2 separate regions of the Mus musculus genome follow, and region 2 is linked to region 1. The links are chromatin loops, found by intact Hi-C in ENCODE. Cell type or tissue: left cerebral cortex. All regions are shown on one strand.

Region 1 (2,500 bases):
AGATCAGACCGGTTGTCTCGGCATCACAGAATTTAAGTAATTCTTACATTTACATAATAAAGGCCCCAAAGTGCACAGGGCTGATGCTGGCATTTGATGTATCGAAGATAAACCCCTCTGAGTGAGTAAGCACACATGTGGGGATGAGAACACATACAGTGATGAGTGGTGGCTGTGCTGTCAGGCACTTACTGGGGGCCTTGTTGCATCTCCTCCATGGAGAACAGAGAGGATGCGGTAATTTGTTCTCCGTAGATTCAGCCTTCTAATCTAAACAGAATGCAACCTGGTTTCAAGTTCATACATCATTCGAGCAGAAACCTTCCATCTTGATTACCAGCCTAGGTCAAAGCAACCGTCCCCAGCACGTAATCGCTACCAAATCATGGCTTCTAATAGATGCTCCCCATATTTATAAATGAACTTGGGTGACCTGCAGTTGGCCGGTGAGAGGGAAGAACATGAGACTGAAAATAGACACAGAGACAGGAATTAGAACTCGAGGACGCAACCTCGCTTAAAGCATTTAAACCTGAGTGCCACATCCCTTCCCTCTGGGGGAGACGAGGGAGTCGATTCTACGCAGCTAACTGCCAAGAAACCACATGCAGACAGTCTGAAAGGCTGAAATCCAGAACCTGGGCAATTAAACATCCATTTGGTGAACGTCGCTGGGTGCTCCCATTGCAAGTTGATATCGTAAAGACAAAGCAGCATTTATAATAGGGGAATTACCTTCACAACCGAGTTTTCACTCTGGGGTTAAGTGGGAAACCACTTGGAAGACGACGATCCATTGACAGCAAAACAAGAAAGATAGTGAGTGAGAAGCAAACAGTCTATAGGCTCTGCGGGCTGCCACTCAGGGCTGCAAAGACTAGTACTTACATAGTCATTTTACCAAATGAATTTTTGTAATCATGCCTCATGGTCACGTTAATCAATTGTTCACATAACTATCAACAATAGGCAAGATATCTTTTTGAGGGCGTCTTTAACAACAGTTTGTAGACAGCACATAAGCACAGGATAGATCACTCAAACCCATGCTTAAAGAACAAAAAAAAAAAACAGTTCTGAGAACAGAACATGCTAAATTGGGCGGGGCGGGGCGGGGCGGGGGCGGGGAGAGGTTGCTACTTACTAATAAGCATGACCTTCTTCATAAAGCTGCAAACAAGCCTTAACAAGGGCAGAGGAGAACGCGGGGCTGGGAGTGGACACTGATCTGTACGCTCATCTCAGAAATTCTGCTATAACAGAAGTCAGCTGGTGAGTTAAATTGAGTAAGAAACCCCTGGGCTAAAGCGCGAGACTGTCTTCCTCAGCTTGGGCTTGAACCGCAGACTGCAGTGAGCAGCAGGTGAATAAAGGCCAGCTAGCATGGGGAAAAGCCCCTAGAGCTGAAGGAGGCAGAAGACCTAACCAAGGTGGCACGAGTGACCTCTGGCACCATCTAGAGGTTTCTCCTGGGAGGAGTCGCAAAAGAAGCCACAGCAATCAGAGGTGTCGCTGTGCACCTAACAACCACGCAGCAAACAAGCTCTAACAGCTTCCTAGAAACACTGAGATCTCCGACACCCTTGGGTTAGAACTGAATTGACCAAGGGTCCCAGGAACAAGAAGGTTAGGGCGCCAAAAAATACAAACTATCATTTACACCCCTAACTACGCTGCAGCCTGCTGTGCCCTGCAAACCAAGGCCAGCGTTACATACGAGCACCCACCTTCTTCCTGAGCATCGGTGCTTTGGACAGCTTCATAAAGGTCAGGTGGGGCTTAAAAGTTCTGCTTTCTCCAGCTAGGATGCCTTTTTCCCGAAATGTTCTTTTCGCAGTCTCTGAAGAAGATAAAAAGAACACAAAAGTGCTACTGTAACACACAGTTATCTTTAGTTATTAAGAGGTTGATTCAAGAGATGACTAACTGTATTATAAGGAAGATCATATTATGGTTTCCAATTTGCATTTTATGGGTTTTGTGTGTGTGTGTGTGTGTGTGTGTGTGTGTGTGTGTGTGTGTGTTTCTCATGCTTTTTTGTATTCGTTTTGTTTTATTCTGGTTATCTTGTTTTATTTGCCTGTGTGTTTCCTAATGAGAGAGAGAAAGGTGGGGAGGATCTGGGAGAAGATGAGGAGGGGAAAACATAATCAGAATTTATTGCATAAAAATATTCAATTAAAAATAATCATCCTCTGTGGAGAAAGAGGAACACTCCTCCATTGTTGGTGGGATTGCAAGCTTGTACAACCACTCTGGAAATCAGTCTGGCGGTTCCTCAGAAAACTGGACATAGTACTACCAGAGGATCCCGCAATACCTCTCCTGGGCATATATCCAGAAGATGTCCCAACCAGTAAGAAGGACACATGCTCCACTATGTTCATAGCAGCCTTATTTATAATAGCCAGAAGCTGGAAAGAACCCAGATGCCCCTCAACAGAGGAATGGATACAGAAAATGTGGTACATTTACACAATGGGGTACTACTCAGCTATTA
Region 2 (2,500 bases), 370 kb before region 1:
ACATCAACATAAATCTCTATTATTTAAACTACACAGTCTTTCATATCATGTCCACAGCAAACAGAACACTGAATGTTAAGTCTTTCAGGCTACTCTTCAACTAGAAAATTAAACAGTTCATCTCAGTAGCTATGGTACAGTAAACAATGCTATATACAGTGATTGGATATCATTTACATTTGTTGGGAAGCTAAGTTTCTGCCAGACTATGACTGGAAAATCACCAGCTTCTTGCCCATAAGCTCTCAGGAAGCAGTGCCTGCTTCACTGTTAGAGCAGAGCAGCTTCAGTTGCCTGAAACCCACATGAGAGATGGGAGTGGGAATGTGTCTTTACTGGTAAACTGTTTGTCTAGCAAGCAGGAAGCCCTGAGTTCAATCCTAACCCAAACCCTAGCACACCTAACCCTAACCCCAGGTCCAATCTGAAACCTAACCCAACACTTCTTCCTGGCAGATAGTCTCAGGGGCGTCCCATCTCTCGCCATGAGAAATAGAAGGATCAAATATTCAAGGTCACTCTGCTACATAGTAAGTTCATGGTCAACTTGGGATACAAAATACCCTGTCTCAAAACTATAAAATAAAATGAAGACGCCATGGAAACTCAAGATGGTCCTTACACGATTCCCCAGAAGCCCCTCTAATTCTCCAACATTGTGTTAAATTTAAATATTTTATTGGGAGGGTACTACACTGGTATGCCTTTTTGTAAGTCATCTATGCTTGAGGTAGGAGTTCCTAGTAATGAGGGTACCCGAGTCACGTGCTTCTATAAGAAACTATAATAAGCTCATTGTTTTACCAAGCTGGATTTGAATGAGATTTTTTTTTTTTTGAGGCAGGGTTACTCTGTGTAGCCTTGGCTGTCCTGGAACTCACTTTGTAGACCAGGCTGGCCTTGAACTCAGAAATCCACCTGCCTCTGCCTCCCAAGTGCTGGGATTAAAGGCGTGCACCATCACCGCCCGGCAAGATCCTTTCTTTAATCTGTCAATGTCCTCTATTTAGGGTTTATAAACATTTATTTACATCTCCCCAAAGAGGGAAAAGTCCTGTGAGAACTTATCTCCAGTCATGAAAACCAATTAAAAAAATATGGACTTAAATACCAAAGCTAGAACAAAGTTTCTGGAAGAAAACATTGACGAATAGCCTTTGGATAGACAAAAATTTCTTCATACTAAGACAATAAAAAAAAAAGTTTTCAGAAATTTACCAGGATGATGGGAAAATTGTTTTAAAATGATGTACTTAGTACCGCCACTTATTTGCGAATTAACAATAAAGGGTTTATTCTTTTTTTTTTTTTCAACATTCAATAAACGATGACGACACGCCCATCACTGTGCTAGCAACTGAGGGTACCATAGTGAAGACATGGGTCCTATTGGGCAAGAATAACGTGGTATCAACTGCTTCACGAGGTCAGCTCTTGACAGTCACCCACTTGGTTCTGGCCACAGCCCTTGTGATTCGGATCTGCAAATGAAACTCCAAACAGGTCGCAGTTCCGGCTCCAGCCAGGAGAGGGTGGCCTTGCCCGGGATCAAGCAGCGCTGTCAGCTTACGGGGTCACCTCTACGAGCGGAACCAACAGGCTGAGATACAGATTTCAGAGGGGCTGGTAACGGGTAAGCACCGGGCGGGCTCATTCGCCTGGCACCGAAGGAAGTAACAGAGCAAGAGAGAGCGGCGGCTTCCTGCTGGTGGCTCCGCCCCTCCGCTCCATTCTTTCCCGACCCTGGCTCTCACCCGTCTGTCGCCGGGTTCCCCGGGAGCCCGGGGCTCGATGGTACCGATGGAGACGCAACTGCAGAGCATTTTCGAGGAGGTGGTGGTGAGTGCCACTGTCCGTAAGCCAGAGCCATGGCTCCGGGAAGTGCAGGCTGCGTGCGGCTCCAGGCTGCGGGCCTGGGCCAGCTCCTTTCCCGCCCCTATGTTGACATAGGCGTCTGAACCGGGGTGGCGGTCCCCCCATCCCCGGACTGCTGCCAGATCTAAGAAAGTGCTGTTAGTTCCCGCCGCGGTCCCCATAAAAGTGTCGTGCTCTATCTGTATTGCCCGGGAATATTTCTCTCGGGGACATCTCCCACCCCGCCCCCTTTTAGTAGTCAGATCGTTTACTAGTTTTTGTTTGTTTGCAGAAAACAGAAATTATAGAAGAGGCCTTCCCAGGGTGAGTATGTGGCAGGCAGATCTTTGTGTGTGTGTGTGTGTTTTTTTAATTGTTGTTTGTAGATTTATCTTTGTTAGATTCCACTTAAGTTGGTTTTGAGGAGTTAAAAAAAATCTACCTTGCAGGATGTGTACCTGTTTAAAACTAGCAGCAGATAATGTGATTTTTGTTTTTTCAGAATGTTTATGGATACCCCCGAGGATGAAAAAACAAAACTAATTAGCTGCTTGGCGGCCTTCCGGCAGTTTTGGAGTGGACTTTCTCAGGTGAGACATTTCATGTTGAACATCCACTTAATGACGTTTGACGCCTTCCTTTTTAC

What was found. Hi-C counts contacts between places; a loop is a spot of excess contacts. Peaks named below come from ENCODE experiments on the same cell type or tissue, not always from the same donor. Only the 100,000 strongest peaks of a DNase experiment are listed, where the experiment ranks them.
Region 2: it touches region 1 in a loop (3-fold over the local background); 4 of 42 quality-filtered maps call a loop at or near these places.

What each region holds. Positions count from the first base shown.
Region 1 is chr10:25,237,899-25,240,398 of GRCm38, forward strand. Akap7 (A kinase (PRKA) anchor protein 7) reads right to left here. Exons shown (of 8, transcript NM_001379238.1): 6 at 1,728-1,840. Among named protein-coding and RNA genes, the nearest start is that of Gm25016, 27 kb to the right of the region's middle. In left cerebral cortex, a CTCF peak has its summit at 1,483 (motif pointing left); a DNase peak (open chromatin) is centred at 1,451.
Region 2 is chr10:24,868,308-24,870,807 of GRCm38, forward strand. It overlaps Med23 (mediator complex subunit 23), which reads left to right and starts at 1,679. Exons shown (of 30, transcript NM_001166416.1): 1 at 1,679-1,839; 2 at 2,147-2,178; 3 at 2,357-2,444. The coding sequence starts at 1,792. In left cerebral cortex, a CTCF peak has its summit at 1,527 (motif pointing right); a DNase peak (open chromatin) is centred at 1,585; H3K4me3 peaks cover 1,302 bases; H3K27ac peaks cover 643 bases.